Linked DNA regions of Mus musculus: region 2 is linked to region 1. Evidence: chromatin loops called from intact Hi-C (ENCODE). Cell type or tissue: heart. All regions are shown on one strand.

Evidence for each region. A loop is a pair of places that touch in the nucleus more often than their neighbours do. Peaks named below come from ENCODE experiments on the same cell type or tissue, not always from the same donor. Only the 100,000 strongest peaks of a DNase experiment are listed, where the experiment ranks them.
Region 2: it touches region 1 in a loop (1.8-fold over the local background); 2 of 42 quality-filtered maps call a loop at or near these places.

What each region holds. Positions count from the first base shown.
Region 1 is chr6:145,519,312-145,527,311 of GRCm38, reverse strand. All of the region lies in intron 2 of Gm38475 (a long non-coding RNA gene), which reads left to right. Among named protein-coding and RNA genes, the nearest start is that of Gm15499, 80 kb to the right of the region's middle. In heart, no CTCF peak of the experiment used is centred here; no DNase peak of the experiment used is centred here.
Region 2 is chr6:145,579,087-145,587,086 of GRCm38, reverse strand. The region is part of intron 1 of Gm38475 (a long non-coding RNA gene); the gene reads left to right. Among named protein-coding and RNA genes, the nearest start is that of Gm38475, 31 kb to the left of the region's middle. In heart, no CTCF peak of the experiment used is centred here; no DNase peak of the experiment used is centred here; H3K4me3 peaks cover 460 bases; H3K27ac peaks cover 1,173 bases.

The DNA of each region.
Region 1 (8,000 bases):
CACACACAGGCATTTTCATATAAGATGCATGAAAGGACATCTTAAAGCTATAAGATCTATCCAGCTTACTCCAAGACTATTTTGCCCCTTTGTCTCAAAGCTTATGCCATCCAACAGTATTGTCTATAGTCTCCCTGTGACACTTTAAGTTAGGAGAGTCTTCTAGAAATGTGAGCCAGGCTCCGTGGATTCTGAATCTTGACTTCACTGCTGTAGGAGTTGAAAACAGTGTCTATTTCTCCGCACTGACAGGAGGATTTAAGTGATTTTCTGTCAAGTGCTGGACACCGTGGAAACATTACTTGTGTTTTTGTTGAATTAGATGCAGACAGAGGAGAGCCACTGAGAATCCTGCCTGTTCCTGTGGCACATAGCCACCCTTTTCTGCAGAGCACCTCTCCCCATTATCTGCAGGAGAAGCTGCATCATCTAGTGACTGGCGAGATGCAGTGGCACCGCGGTGTGTCATGTTATGATCTCAATAGCCACACAGAATGCTGAAGGATTGTGCATCGGGATGTGGCTTAGCTGGAAGAGTGCTTGCCTAGCACAGTCAGTCCCCAGGATTCAATCCCCAGCATCACTTAAACGGGCATGAAGGCAAATCCCTGTTTTCTAGTACTTGGGAGACAGAGGCAGGAAGATCAGAAACCCAAGGTCAGATGCATGGTAGATTTGAGGCCAACATGAAACCTTACCTCAAAAGAAAAGAATATTATATTAAATATTTTAGGTAGCTGCTGGAATTCTGTCAGTGTGAGAAGCCAGAGGTGGTGTTACACACCTGTCATCCTGCCACTGAGGAGGCTGGGGGAGGAAGATAGAGAGCTGAGGCCAAACTAAGCTGTGAAGTGAGACCCTGTCAAGAGCAGAGATTCATAGGTCCCAAAGAATCAGGAGCTATATAGACAAAGACAATAAAGTGGTAATCCCTTCCATATTAAATGTAGTAAGCTGCCTCGCCTGTTGGGGCTCCAAAGCCATCCTCATTTCCACTGAAGATGTTTTCTGTAGGCACAGAGCAGTTCAGTATAGTGTAGTGCACACTCCAGTCTAGTGTTTGGAGTGCACACAAGGTGCTGGTTTTCATCTGCAGTGCCTTAGCGAGCACAGTGGCTCCACATGCTTTTAACCTCAGAACTGGGGAGGCAGAGATGGACAGATCACTGAAGACTGCTAGCCAGCGAGGATAGCCAGATTTAGTGAGCTCTAGTCACAGTGTGAAGCCCTGTCTAAAAAAGATGAGGGAGAGTGATTGGGGAAGACACTGATGTAGACTTCTTGTCTCCAAAACACACGTACATGGGTGTACACAGGTGCCCCTCAGATACACATGCATGCACAGGGGAAAGGGCTATTTATACCCGGGCATGCTGGTACATGCCTGTAATCCCAAAACTCAGGCAGTGAGGGCTTCTTGCGCACGCCGGACTCGACCAGCAATAACAACGCTGCAATAGGATCCTTCTGCACACGTTTATTGGGAGAGCTTGATTGCAGAGGTGAAAAGACCCCAGCCCAGAACTGGTGCTGCTTATATAGGCCTAGGAGAGGCGTGTCTCACACCCGGATTGGTTATGCACTACACCTCATTTGCATGTTCCTCATCTGATTGGCTACTCTCTCTCTCTGTACCTCACAGAGCCTCATTATCATACCTCATTTGCATGTCTCACATCTGATTGGTTATACTCTCAAAGCCTCATTATCATGCCCGGGCCAGGCAGTGTCTTTGCAAAAGTCTTTACTGTATATGTACACATTGGTTGTTTGTCCAAACTTATGCATGGTGGCCAGCAGTAGTCAGTGTCACTCTGCAACGGCACATGTGGCTTCCCACAAGGGCTGGAGGTCAGGACTCAAGGCCAGCCTCAGCTCTGTAGTACATGTGAAATCACCCAGGCCACATGAGACCCTGACTCACAAAACAAAACAAACCTGCAGCGACAGAAGAGAGTGTTAGTGGCTCCTGGACAGTGCCAGGAGCTGAGGGGTCAGGGGAGCTGGGTAGTCTCTCGGGGCTTTCCACAGCTAGGTAATCACTGACAGGGAGCCAGCGTCTTCCCTGTGTATCCTCACCACTGGGAAGATGGCGTTCGGGAAGTGCTAACTAAATGTTGGGGCGAGAGGAACATGACAGATGGAAGAGCCTGGAAGGAGATGCCTCCTCACTTCAAAATGGCTGAGTGAGACTGTTCAGTGTTTCCCTTATACAAGTCCCTGGCTCCTTTCTGGGGAGCGAATGCTGTTGAAATTACTTATTTCTCAGATGGGCGCTCTGGGGAACAGCCAGGTTAACGCCGAGCTGTGAATTTCACAAATACTCTTGCTTAGCATATAATCTATTTAAATAGAACCATTCAACAAAACACAAACATGATAATTGGTGCAATTTTTGTGTGTGTGTGTGACACACAGCCTAGAAGAATATGTTGGTTTTCTTTCCTTTTTCTTTTTAATCTCAGCACAGCCAGAAGTCTGGCAGAGTAATCACTAAAGCCCAAGGTGAAGCCTCAGATGGAAACACAGACAGACAGAGCACCGCTGAGCCTCTCACACTTCATAGCTCAGCCCTGGACAGACATACTGTCCTGGTTAAGACCTAATCACTGCCAGTACCTTCTGATCACAGGATTGGATTTAAAAGAAACAGCTAGAGTACCACAGTTGCCTTAATTATTCCTGAATGTTGATTACAATGATCATTTGCTGAATATCTCAATGTTTTGTAGCAAAAAAAAAAAAAAAAAAACCCATGAAATTAAAAATATGGCCTCTTAGTGTTATAAAAATATATTTTGAAAAATAATGTTTATTTATTTATTTATTTATTTATTTTCCTTATTCACTGAACATTCTGCTCACTGCCACCTCCTGGAGATTGGGGGAGGAGGGGACAGCTAGAGATTTTGGAAGTGATTTTCCTGCTTTTTCTCACTGTGGTTTGCAGAAAGAGCAAGGTCAGATGAATGTCCTCGAGTGTTTGAATTTTGGTTTTCTGTTTGTTTGGTATTATATTTTATTTTGTAAGGCCCAAGGATGCTGGTGTGCTTCTCTGGCTAAGGAATTTAAGACTGAGACAAATCCGTTCTAACCCCGCACACTCCTGCTACCCTGAGAGCTCTCACACAAGGGACAAGCCAGACCACTGAGACCACTTACCTAAGTGCTTGCCCGGGGCCCCTGCTTGTACACCGAGACCTAGTGCCTCATGGGAAATCTGATGTTTTTACATTCATTTCGACCCTCGGATGCTATTGGAGTGAAGCAAGCCGTTCCTCTGTCAGGCGGGTCTCGAGTGAGGCAAGTGAAGTAAGCCGAGGAGGAGATACTTCAATGGCACCTCAAACAGGACGGGTGGGAATGTCAAGATGCCACGTGGCCCCGCGTGACTTCTCCCGCCTCGGTTCTGAATGGGCCACGTGGCAAAGTACAGGTGCCTTTGGATGTTCACCTGACTATTTCAAGATTTCTTTCACAAATTAGAGGGAAATGTCTAGGCAAATGCTTCTGTTGTAAATGTACGTGATTTCCAAAATGAATCCTAGATCCTAGGAGCCACCGGCAATAAGGAAGACTTGTATGTTTGCGTACACCGTAACGCTGCATGTTTAACCAGTTCACAAATGCTAACCAATAGCATAAACTGCATGAGTAGATATACCTGAGCTCAAAATAACTTAGCTAAGCCACATAACAGCAACTTTTAAGTAACAGCAACTTCTGTTGTTTATATTTCCTCACCGATAAGTGGCTCGTTACAGTTCCTCTTTCAAGTGTTGTGAGAAGAGTTAAATATGATAACTTGAGGTGTTGGCAAAGTTGCAGAAGCAGAGTCCCGAGTAAGGACTGTTTTTGTTCTGAGCTATATAGCCGCACTTGGGAAAGAGTCAGCATGGCCTCTGCCTTCAGGAGAAGCGCGCTTACTGAGGTGGGACACACATGCACAAAAACTTTAATACACTGCAACTGCACATCGCAGTGGTATTCAGAGTCCAGTCAAAGCATTAGGCCTGGGGAGGCCACAAGTGAACTGGGATTCCAGCTCCGAGCAAGAGTGTGCTGCAGCCCAAGAATGAATTGGCGCCAGGGAAAGACAATGTGCTCAGGTCCTTGGGGATAAGTCTGGAGTTTATTTCTGGAGCCTCTTTGTTCTCTATAGCTAGTTTCTTCAGATGCGTGACTAACAGAATAGAAAGACAAAGCCAAGTGCAGATCTCTTTCTGTCTCCCCGTCTGCTGTCTCCACCCTCTCAGTTCTGCTCCAGAAGCCTTCATCACCTTGAGCTCTGGCCCTGCCAGACTCCCCATGGTGAAGATCCCAGGCTGTGCTGCCCCATCACGCTCCGCTCCTCAGGACCTGGGGAACCTTCACGGCACATTTCTCTGGGCTCTTCATTTGTGTCCCTCCTTTCTCTTGGGGACCACAGCCTTTTGCTGTTTGTCACACAGCGTTTGACCTTTGTCCTGTAGGGAGTAAAGGTGGTTAGTCTCCTGCCAGTCCATTTTGGCCTAAAGTCAAGGCCCCATTGATTTCCATGAAAAGGCACCGTGCCTCTCGCACTCGCTTCTAGAACTCATCTGTGGGAAGTCGGTCTAGGAATCTGGCAGCTGATCGTCAAGGGGAGGCGAACAATAAAAACTTTCCCAGTCAGGAAGATGTCATCCTGCAGCCATGTTGACGGGACATTCCTCGGTTATTCAGACAGAATTGCTCAGCAGTGGCAGATGATGGGATGGTAGCAATTTATGAGGCATGGTCACCAGCGAAACTGCACTTACTTAGGTGGGCCAGGCAATTGCCTGTGTAACAAAATGCATTTTCTAAGGTATCTAAAAGCAGTTTTGTCCTGGTGGCCATGAGTGTCCATTCCTCAGGACCCCTTCCCTCACAGAGATCTCTTGCTCCTCTGCTCCCTTCTCAGAGCTCTGCTGATCTCCACTCATGTCTTCTATTCAGTGCCAATGGCTTTCTTCTTAAAAGCATCTAAACCTAAAACCCATTCCTCTAGGAGAGATGGCTTGGCAGTTAAGCACACCCGGTGCTCCACGGAGGGCATGAGTTTGATTCCCAGCACCTGCATGCTGGTTCACAGTAGTGTGTAAGTCCAGAGCCCTTCTGCAAGTCTGATGCCTGTTGCAGGAAATATTAAAAAATATGAACCTGCCAACTCTCATCAGGGCCAGGCCACACACTCAATCCTGCCACTGCCAACAACTCTCTAGAGCTAGCCCCTGCACCAGGTTATCTCACTTGCTCAGTCTCTCAGCCCACCAACTCGCTGACTCTGTGAGGCCACCTGGCTCCCACCGGGCCATCTCTTGGATGCCCCCTATTCTCCGAGTTCCTCTCACTTTCACACAACACCCCACAGACCCCTGGTTAGCCATCACAACACCTAATTACTCGGTAGAATCAAGACTCTTAATGCTTAATTAGCCAATCAGATTAATGTATCAATAATAACCCAATTTATAAGATGCCAATACAATAATTTCAGAGCCAAATGATAATAATGATAAAGCTTTAACCCAATTATTCTAACCTTTTGATAACATCACATTGGCTTCCATTCTTGTTCTCTCTCACCTCCTGAGACCTCTCTCTCTGCCAACTCCTTGCTCTGCCTCCCTTCTATTGGCCAAAAACAAGCCTCCCAGTGCCCTAATGTGATTGGACAGAGAAAATCCTGCAGCAGATGCCTTTCTGGCCTCCATGAACACTAGGCACACTGTGTGTGTGTGTGTGTGTGTGTGTGTGTGTGTGTGTGTGTGTGCGCGCGCGTGCACACACGTGCACATGCACACAAGTAAGTGCTTATACACATAAAATTAAAATAAATCAATCTTTATTTGACAAAATTTTTTGTAAATTGCTCATGTCCCATAAATATTATTCCATCTGGATCTGGAGACTTGAAATTATTTAAACAAGTCAAGCAGTGTTCAAAGAACATTGCACACACTATGCAATCTTATGGGATAGATTCTGCTTTGAGATCTGATGTGCCCAATGGATGTATCTGGAGGATATATCATCCTTAGTGAGGCAACCCAATCACAAAAGAAGTCACTTGATATGCACTCACTGATAAGTGGATATTAGCCCAGAAACATAAAATACCCAAGATACAATTTGCAAAACACAAGAAAATCAAGAAGAAGGAAGACCAACTTGTGGATACTAAATTCCTCCTTAGAATAGGGAACAAAATACCCATGGAAGGAGTTACAGAGACAAAGTTTGGAGCTCAAATTGAAAGGATGGATCATCCAGAGACTGCCCCACCTGGGGATCCATCCCATAATCAGCCACCAAACCCAGACACTATTGCATATGCCAGCAAGATTTTGCTGAAAGGTCCCTGATATAGCTGTCTCATGTGAGGCTATGCCAGTGCCTGGCAAATACAGAAGTGGATGCTCACAATCATCTATTGGACAGATCACAGGGCCCCTAATGGAGGAGCTAGAGAAAGTACTCAAGGAGCTAAAGGGATCTGCAACCCTATAGGTGGAACAACAATATGAACTAACCAGTATCCCCGGAGCTTGTGTCTCTAGCTGCATATGTAGCAGAAGATGGCCTATTCGGCCATCATTGGGAAGAGAGGCCCCTTGGTGTTGCAAACTTTATATGCCTCAGAAGAGTGGAACGCCAGGGCCAAGAAGTGGGAGTGGGTGGGTAGGGGAGCTGGGCGGGGGGAGGGTATAGGAAACTTTCAGGATAGCGTTTGAAATGTAAATAAAGAAAATATCTAATTAAAAAAAAAAGATCTGCTGTGCCCAATGGAGAAGTAAATAGATTCATCAAGATCCCCCATGGTGGAGCTGGCGCTGAACCTAGGGTGTTTCTGCCTTAGCTGCCTTTCTTGTCGCTGGGATAAAACACCCCACGAAAAGCAATCCCGAAGGTTTCATTTTGGTCACAGCTCAGCGTTGAGAATTAAATCAGCAGGATCTTGAAGCATCCCATCTGTGGTGGGGTGAAGAAGAATGGTCCTCATAGGCTCATAGAGTCGAATGCTTAGTTTTCAGAGAGTGGCATTGCTTGAGAAGGATCAGGGGTGTGGCCTTGTTGGAGGAAGTGTGCCACTGTGGGTGGGTTTTGAGGTTTCCAAAGCCCAAGCAGGCCCAGTATCTCTCTCTTCCTGCTGCTTATGGATCCAGATGTAGAACTCTCAGCTACTTCTCCAGCATCATGTCCTCCTGCATGCTGCCATGCTTCCTGCCATGACGATAATGGACTGAACCTCTGAACCTTTAAGGCAGCCCCCATTAAGTGCTATCTTTTATAAGAGTCGTTATGGTCATGGTGTCCCTTCACAGTAATTAAACACCGACTACAACCATCATAGTTATGAACAGAGACGCTAGCACATGCTGCTGTTCACTTCCTTTCTCCATTTATGCAGCCTAGGTTTCCAGCCAGGGAATGGTGCCACCCACAGTGGGCAGGTCTTCCCACCTCCGTTAACAGACAAGATGCTCTCCTACCCCTGCACGCTCAGAGCCCATCTCCCAGGTGATGCTAGGTTTTGTCAAGGCAACTGTTAATACTATCACAGTGTCCACATTCTGATGTCTCTGAAGAAGCCCTAGATGTTCTTCTCCTATGTCCTGGCAGTTTGGGCTTCAGCCTTCCATTAAGTGACCCCTCAACAGCTGATAACATTAACCCATGCCTCTAATTAAAGTGCTGCTAATTCTGACTACACTACAGGCAGTATGTAATAATATAACTGCTAACAATTATGTCAGTGGGAAACTACTTAAAAAATGAGATAACATCAAGTAAAAATCAGTTTTAAACGACTAAATAATAACCCCAGAGAAGCCATAAAAATGCAGCTCTTCAATGATGCTAATTCTTTAAAGGAATTAGCCTCTGCTTTTGTTTGTTTGCCCTTATTGTTTGGAAAAGTGACTCAGGCTCTCTCCCTCACTGTAGAGTGCTGGCCAGAGACACTCCGTAATTTGGATCTCTATGCCCTCTGTAGC
Region 2 (8,000 bases), 60 kb before region 1:
GGTGTATATGCATCTCCTAGCAGCTTGCTGTAGTTAGATTAAATGAGCTGCTGTATAGAGAGAGTATATTACGGTATATAGGGAGTCTAGAGGGGGCGGAGAAATGGCCTACTGGTTAAGAGCACTTACTGCTTTCACAAAGGATCCAGGTTTAGTTCCCAGTGCCTACATGGTGACTCACAACCACTTGTAGCTCTAGTGCCAGGGACTCTTGACACCCTCTTCTTTCCACAAACGTGCACATGTGCACATACACACGTGCACATGGTGTGTACATACATGCAGGCAAAAAGACTCACACAATGTACATGATGCCTACACTCACATGCAGGCAGAAAGACTTATACAAATAAAATAAAAGTAGCTAAGTCTTAGAAAGAGCATATTGTAAACTCAGTGAACCACAGGCAGTATGTTTCATTACTTAAAAATGTTTCTCAGTTGGATATATAACATGTCCTTCAATAAAAAAACAAATGCAATAAGAACCAGAATTTTCTCACAACATAAGGGTTGGCTAAAAATGTTTTGAATTGTATACATGCGGCAAATCTGTTCAGATATTTAAATAAGTAGAAAATGCAGGTTCTCACTGAGAACAAATTGCCTACTCTTTTTGAGGTCCAAGTTTCTTGTATGAAGATGCTCTGACGTGTGGCCTTCTGACCAGTACACACGTGCTCACAGTATTATTGTCTGTATGGTTCACAGTTCAGCGTGATAGGAGAAAGTGACCATCACATTCCAGTGAGCAAGTTCCACAAGCAGACAGTATGAGTGGAAATGAGTGGCAACCTTTCAGAGGAACTTAGGAAGATACCGTGGCAGACAAGAGAGGAACCTTAGCTACAGCCTACCAATTGTGAGGCCCCAACCCTTAGAAACACCTGTGTGGTGCTCGCACATAAAGTGCATCTCAGACTAGAACCCACTTTTCTGAAAATCCAAAGACCAAATTTTGAAGAATATTCTAAGTAGAAAAATGTAGACATCAAGGCAGTTCTGAAGCACAAAAACTGACGCTAAGCTACATTTCAACGGGTATGAAAATACTTTGTATTTCTAGATCATTTTCAACTGGCCTTAAACACATACTCTCTGTCTCTGTAGTTGAGTGTGAACGGTGCAGTCACACGCACACTGACAAGCACGCACATGTATCTTATGTGCGCGGGAAGCAGCACATTTCTCTCTGCGTAGCTGGCTTTCCTGTAATCTTCCTGGACTGCAGAGCAGGATGGAGCTGAGGATCATGGGAGAACAAATGGGGAAAACGCAGTCTTGTACAGATCTCAGAATTCTTCCTTACATAAGCCTCATTCTGAGAGATGGAAAAGCAATCCCGGTCTGTTTCATCTCCAGAGATGGCCGCTTCTTTCACCGCTTTGAAGCTGTGAGGTGCTTGATTACCAATCAAACTCTGCTGAGAGTAGCTTTTCTTTCTGTCAGAAGAGATGAGATGCCAGGAAAAACGTCCAAAATTAGCATTTTCCTCCAGGTCCTTGATACATAGCTCTCATTTATGAGATGCGTGTTTTGTGGTAACTAAGAGACTGAAGAGCTCAGAGACGGGGAAGAGAACAATGGCAGCCTGCTGGAGAGTGGCAGCCACTTCTCAGCGCCATAGGGCTGCCAGCTCTGCTCACTCTCCTCCACGGGCTTGTCAGGACTGTTAAGTGCCGTTGAATCTGCGGAGATGCCTTGGAAATGAGTGCTGCATGTTTTAAAAATGGTTGCTATTACTGTTAGCTCCAACCAAAGTCTGCGGAAAGTCTGACTCCTCTCTATGACACTGGCATGCCTTTTGCAGCTGTGTGCCTGCATCCCTTACGGTAACATTTTGCTTTTTCAACAACATTGGGCCACCTTGACTGGAGAAGAGAGTGCACAGTTCTACGGAGCCTTTCACATCTCAGATAAGAGGATGTGATTCACAGGACACACACAAATGCAACACAGGCCATCATGACCGTGTCATCTCCCTGTCACTGATGGTTTTATGAGCTGAAGATCATGGAGAAATGCATTTTTTGTTGTGGATGGCTATGCTTAGGGAAAAGTTTATATATACTGGTCTAGAAGGAATATTTGTGTTGTTCCATGAAATACAATGCTACACATGGTACTTAGCAAAACATCAATCTACTCACATCATTCTAGAGACGACACCAGAGACCTGCTGATGTTACAATGGGTCCTTGAACTGAGATGCCTCAGACACACGCTGTGCTTGGAAGACTCTCACTTTGCTGTTGGAAGAGTGTTGACCAAGAGCCCTGACAAGGTGCTGCCACTCGGCGCAGATGATGACGCACGTGCTATTCGTTCCCTAGTACTTGTTCATATCCTACCGAATGAAGTGATGCTGACCATCCCATGTCATTAGGGAACGGCAAATGGAAACATTAAGGAGTAACAGTGCACAGCTATCACTTAAGATAGCACCATGCACAGCTATGGGATAGGAAGAGGAAGGGGAATTCTTGCCCTTTCTAAGGTGGCCCACAGCTCCTTAACAGAGCTAAAGATACGCTGTATGACTTAGCTCCTCAACATCTACTCAATTGACCGAAAAACTCTGCATATAAACATTTATAAAAACCTCATCGCTAATGCCTACACTCAGTGGGCATTGACCTGCTCCTCAATAGATGAGTGGATGGGGTTGACACACAGCACCGTGGAATCTTAAAAAACATAAAACAAACAAACCACAAAGGAACAAAACAAGCAAGGCATGAGCACACATGGAGGAAGACTGAGGACACATTGCTAAATGAAAGAAGCACAAGGTCTGATTCCAACTCTCTCCAGTGTTAAGAGGCAGAGCTACAGAAGTTATCGAGAAAGGGCCAAGAAGCATTGGCAGGGGTGCGGGGGAGGGAGGGGTTTAGATGCGCACATTTATATGGTGGTCATATTATCTACCTATAACTTGTTTTCTGTAGTGCTGTGATTGTTGAATCCTAGGGTCTCTTGGATTCCTGGCCAGCACCCTGCTGCATGGTTCCGGCCCCAATCAATTGCACATTTTAATGGTTCATGAGAAGAGAGTACAAAATGAGGGCTGGTGACATGGCTCAGCCAGAAAGGTGGTTAGGACCAGGCCTAATGCCTTGAGCTCGGCTGCCAGACCACATGGTGCAGGGAAAAGAATGAATGCTCACAAACTGTCCTCTGATCTCCTCATGTGCACTGAGGCAACACCCTCCACGCAGTATGTAAATACAAGCGTCATTTCCAAAGGTTCTTACCATGGTAGTAGTCACTATTAAATCAGTACAATTTCTTGTGATAACTTGCTACAAATTGAATTTTTTTTTTTTTTACAGAATTGTCTTAGAGGAAAGTTATTATCAAGTTAAAGAATGGTGAATAATATTCCCTGACTGGAAATTAATTTACTAAAATTTATCAGAAATTCTTATAAAGAGATTGATCAGATATATTAATAATTAGTATTTCGGTTTTTAAACTATGGAACCCTCTTTGTGAGAACAATTTTTTTGAACTTATAGGACGGTTAATTCCAAGGGACATGGGGTCAAACTCAGATCTTCATGCTCCCCCAGCCAGCGGTTAACTCACTGGGCCATCCACTGCCCCGCCCCCTGATGGGCACTATTTCTAGCAGTTGGTCAGTCTTTCTCTCCCTCTCTCTTTTCTCTTTCTCTCTTTCTCTCCTTCTCTTCTTCTCTTCTCTTTCCCTCTCTCCCTTCCTCCGTCCCTCCCTCCCTCCTGCCCTCCCGCCTTCCCTCCCTTCCTTCTTTTCCTGTTAACTTACTTTATCTGGTTAATTCCGTCCCTTGTGATATGTCTGGGAAAGTGCTCATCACTGTTATTAAGAGATGCTCACCAAGTGACAGCTTTCAGGCTGGGTTTGCTTCAGTGTTTAAAGGCGCCCTTCCACCAGCTTTAGCTTGAGTCATCCCAGTAGGAATCTCCCCTCAGTGCTGGAGTCCCTTCGTCTCTCCATCTTTGTCTCGTATTATGATTGGGAAGACTTCGGATGTGGTTCCCTCCACACCTTAGTTTTCCCCAATCCCACTGAGACTCGACAACTTGAAACTATCACATATGTGGTAATGTTTTCTTTTATTCCTAGTGTTTAATTTTGATGGTTTCTATAGTTTTATCTTGAGCTTCAAAGATCTTTTCTAATGAAACATGTAAGGCATTCTTAATTTCCTCCAGTATTGTATGTCAGTATTATATCTCCTGTCTCTAAATAAGCAATTATTGCCTGCCTTTTAGCATTGGCATCTCTCTGTGATGGGTTCTGACAGTTGATCGGCTTTATGAATGTATGATATAATGATGTTATAGTAATTATAATAGCTGACTTACTCCTGCTATCTACGGTCTCTAACACCTCTACTTCCTGGATTAGTTTGACTGTTTTTCTTCTCTCTGTACATTTGATCCACCTCTTCCAGGGCACACCTTCTGCTGTTCCTCTCCATCCTAGACCTTCTGCAGTTGCCTCCTCAGATGCCCGCTGCTTCAGTGTTTCCGTGACGATTCCTGAGGAATATTCTGGGACTTGTTAACTCTTGGATCTTAACCACACACTAGAGCAACGTTTAATCTGTGGCTAATGGCCTTGCAGGTGGCTGAGGTAAAGCGCTCCTCAGTGTTCTGACCGCCGTTGTAGGACAGTGAAGCGTCCTTTGGGGCCTCACAGCTGAGAACCATGCTTGCCCTTTGTGAGCTATGGACACCGTTCTTGTGCTTTCTACATGGCTCTTACGTGGCTTAGAAGGTTTCCCCAAATCAGTCAAGTGAAGACTCAAAGGGAGTTGTGCCATTTTCCAGAGTTCATCTCCACGCCGTACCCTTCTTTCCTGTGCTCTTAAAGCCCCGGCTACCTTGACTCTCCCAGTGCCCCAGGTCTGTCTCTCTCTGAAGCTGATTGCCATGCTGGACACAAGGAAGTGTTAGGGTGTGAGTCTGAAAGGTCTTGTGAGTTCATACTTTAAAGGCTGACTCTTCCCCCACCCCCACTGCCAGCTTCTGGTGCTATTTTAAGAGGTGCATCTGCTAGGGGAGGTAGACCACAAGGACAACAGACCTTTGTCCCTGTCCTAGCTCTGTGCCTTCTGGTCCACTGCTCTGTGACGTGCCATGCTCACACTCTCCCCACTGAAGGAGCAGCCACCATGTGTTCCCTGCCACGGTGGGCTGAGATCTGTGTCACCAGGAGCCAGAATAACTCCTATCCTTCTGCAGGACAACACAGGGCTGGACTAGGTGGCCGTCACCATCAGAGGTCTTTCTGCTTCATCTCAGTCTCTCGGCAGCACCCTTTCCTCCCCAGAAATGGATTGTCCCCTGCTCTCACGCTGCGAGTCACTGCCTGCAACTTCTCGGCCGGTGCGGCTTCCCACACATGAGGCAAACCCTGGAAATCACTTCCTCTTGCTCTTCACTGGAATAAGAAAGTTGGCTGCAAACACTGTGGCTATCCTATGGTGAGAAACACAAGCCTGGCTGTTCTTCCTGTGTGAGCAAGGTCTGTCTGGAATATTTGAATAAAGGACAAAGCATCTTCTGATGTTTCCCTTATGCACCAATGCTCACAGTGACTGTCAGACCTGAATGCATCTACATCTGGCAATTAAAAGGGTGACCCTAGGGAAGAAAGCTGTTGGATACAGAATCTGGGTCAGGTGCCCAGGGAGGTCTTCCTACTTCACGGGTAAGGTTGAGGGTTAAGTCATGCACAGCCGAGATTTATAAGTGCTACTACTCACGTACATGTGTTCTGCATGTCTATCATAGAGTCTGAGGTGTGGATGAACTCTGTGGAAGGAAGAAGTAACATCCAGAGAGCATGAGACTTAAATGTTTCATCTTTTCATATCACAAGCCCTCCAGGGAGCTGTGTGTGGGTTCCCAGGGATGCTCCTGCCTATCCAGATGAGTGGTTGCTGATGGACCACTTTCCTCTCATTCTGACCAGAGAGCTCTAATCGGATCTGTCTCCAAGGTTAGGTATAGAGCAGTCTCATCTTATCTTAAAAGACAGGCATCTGAAGCTGCTATCAAGATAGTAATTAACAGTAATCAGAATTATCTGAAGATGGCTCTCAAAATAATCTCAAAATACAGTCCAGCTGTTTTTAAGTAAATAAGTTATTAAATGCCATTTTAAGCAAGATTAATGTTTTCACAATATGAAATTGAACACTTTGGGCTACAGAAGTGAGCGCTGTTTGTTTTGTTTCTGAACTTGAAACAACCAAGATTTTTCAATGATTAAGAAGTGACCACAAAGGAATGGAGCCTCTTTAGTGTTCATCCAGGCCAAGGGCAAACAGCGCACACACAGGTAGTGTAGTGGAGCCAATGAGAGTGGAGGAAGAAAGAGAGAAGGTGAATGAAGTTGCTTTATCGTCATAAAAGTGGCTTTGTAAAATCAGCCTCGGATACTAGCACTATGTAGATATACTATATGACTCGTTGGTGGAGAAACAAACTGGAATCATTAAACACGATTGCTATAAAGAAAGGTGTGAAGTAAAATCAAGAATGGTGGGACAACCTCAAAAATAAAATTATTCTCTTAAAATAGTTTCGAATTGTGTAGGTGTCCCATCAGGGAACTTGGAACAAACCAAGTTCTGGTGGAAGCTTGTATATAAGAGTTGTATAGAATAATGAGCCTCCTTAGATGTGAGAAAATGGAAGCTAGGGCTGAAGAGGGCTTGGAAGTTAAGGATACTCACAAAACACCCACGGTCACTTCCCAGCACCCACACTGGGCAACACACAATACCTATTACATCAACTCCAGCACATCTAATGCCCTTTCTGGCCTCCAAGGGTACCTGCACTCATAGATACATACGCATGTACATAATTAAAAATAAGTACAAATGTAAAAAAAAAAGTGATAAATCTCTGCTCATTGACCTTTTGGTAAAATGACAGAGTAATTAATTTAAAATGACAGGAGTAAAAATTTCAAAATGATCCATTCTGGTGATATTTACGTATTTGCAATGGCTATACCTAAGTTATCAGCAGCCAACAATATCCTGGGCAATCTCTGGCTATTTTTCAGAGGGAGGCTTTAGGCTTTCTCTATTCCAACAAGTGGGGTCAAAGACACTGGGTTAAGAAAATCAGAGTTATTCATTGACCATGTTAAATGGTAACGTCACACAGCACTGTTACTTCTAAATCTTTCCAGACCTCTAGGCTTAGGTGAGACTTCAGTAGAGCCTTAGAGGGGACTCGCTTCTCTCTCTCTCTCTCTCTCTCTCTCTCTCTCCCTCTCCCTCTCCCTCTCCCTCTCCCTCTCCCTCTCCCTCTCCCTCTCCCTCCCCCTCTCTCTCTCTGTGTGCCTTTCTGTCTGTCTGTCTCTCCCTTCCTCTCTCTCCCTTTTCCCTTTACACTACTTTGTTTTCCTATGAACACTAATACTACTTAATAAAAAATTTACATTGATTTATTTTTTTTCATGTGCTACACACTGTAACAAATATCTGGGATAAATCAACTTAGAAATAGGAAAGGTATGTTTTGACTCAGTTTCTGGTTGCCTGTTCCATGGCATCCAGCTTGTGGTAGCAATGCATTGTGGAAGGAGAAATCTTGTTCACCTTGTGGTAGTCCGGGAGTAAAGAGAGAAAGGGAGAGGGCAGGATCCGATTCTCCTAGCAAACCATGACCTCCTGTAGCTCCAGAGGCTGGGTACCAATCCTTATACACAACTCTTTGGGGTATAGTCACGACCCCTGCTATCTCATTTGTGTGAGACTTTAACTTCAGAACGTAGAATAAAAGCACGTAGTGTGGATGATCCACCAACCACTACTACTAATTGAAAATCTGAGTGAATTGTCATTTGCACGGCACCTGTTGTGAAGTAAGCACTGGGTAGATAATAGACTGCAAAGCAGTTCCCAATGCTGGTGCCTTACCTGGAGGTGGCATTGTGCAGAAAACTCTGTGAGCATCAGGGCAAGACTAAGGAGGTCGCATATTCTCAACAG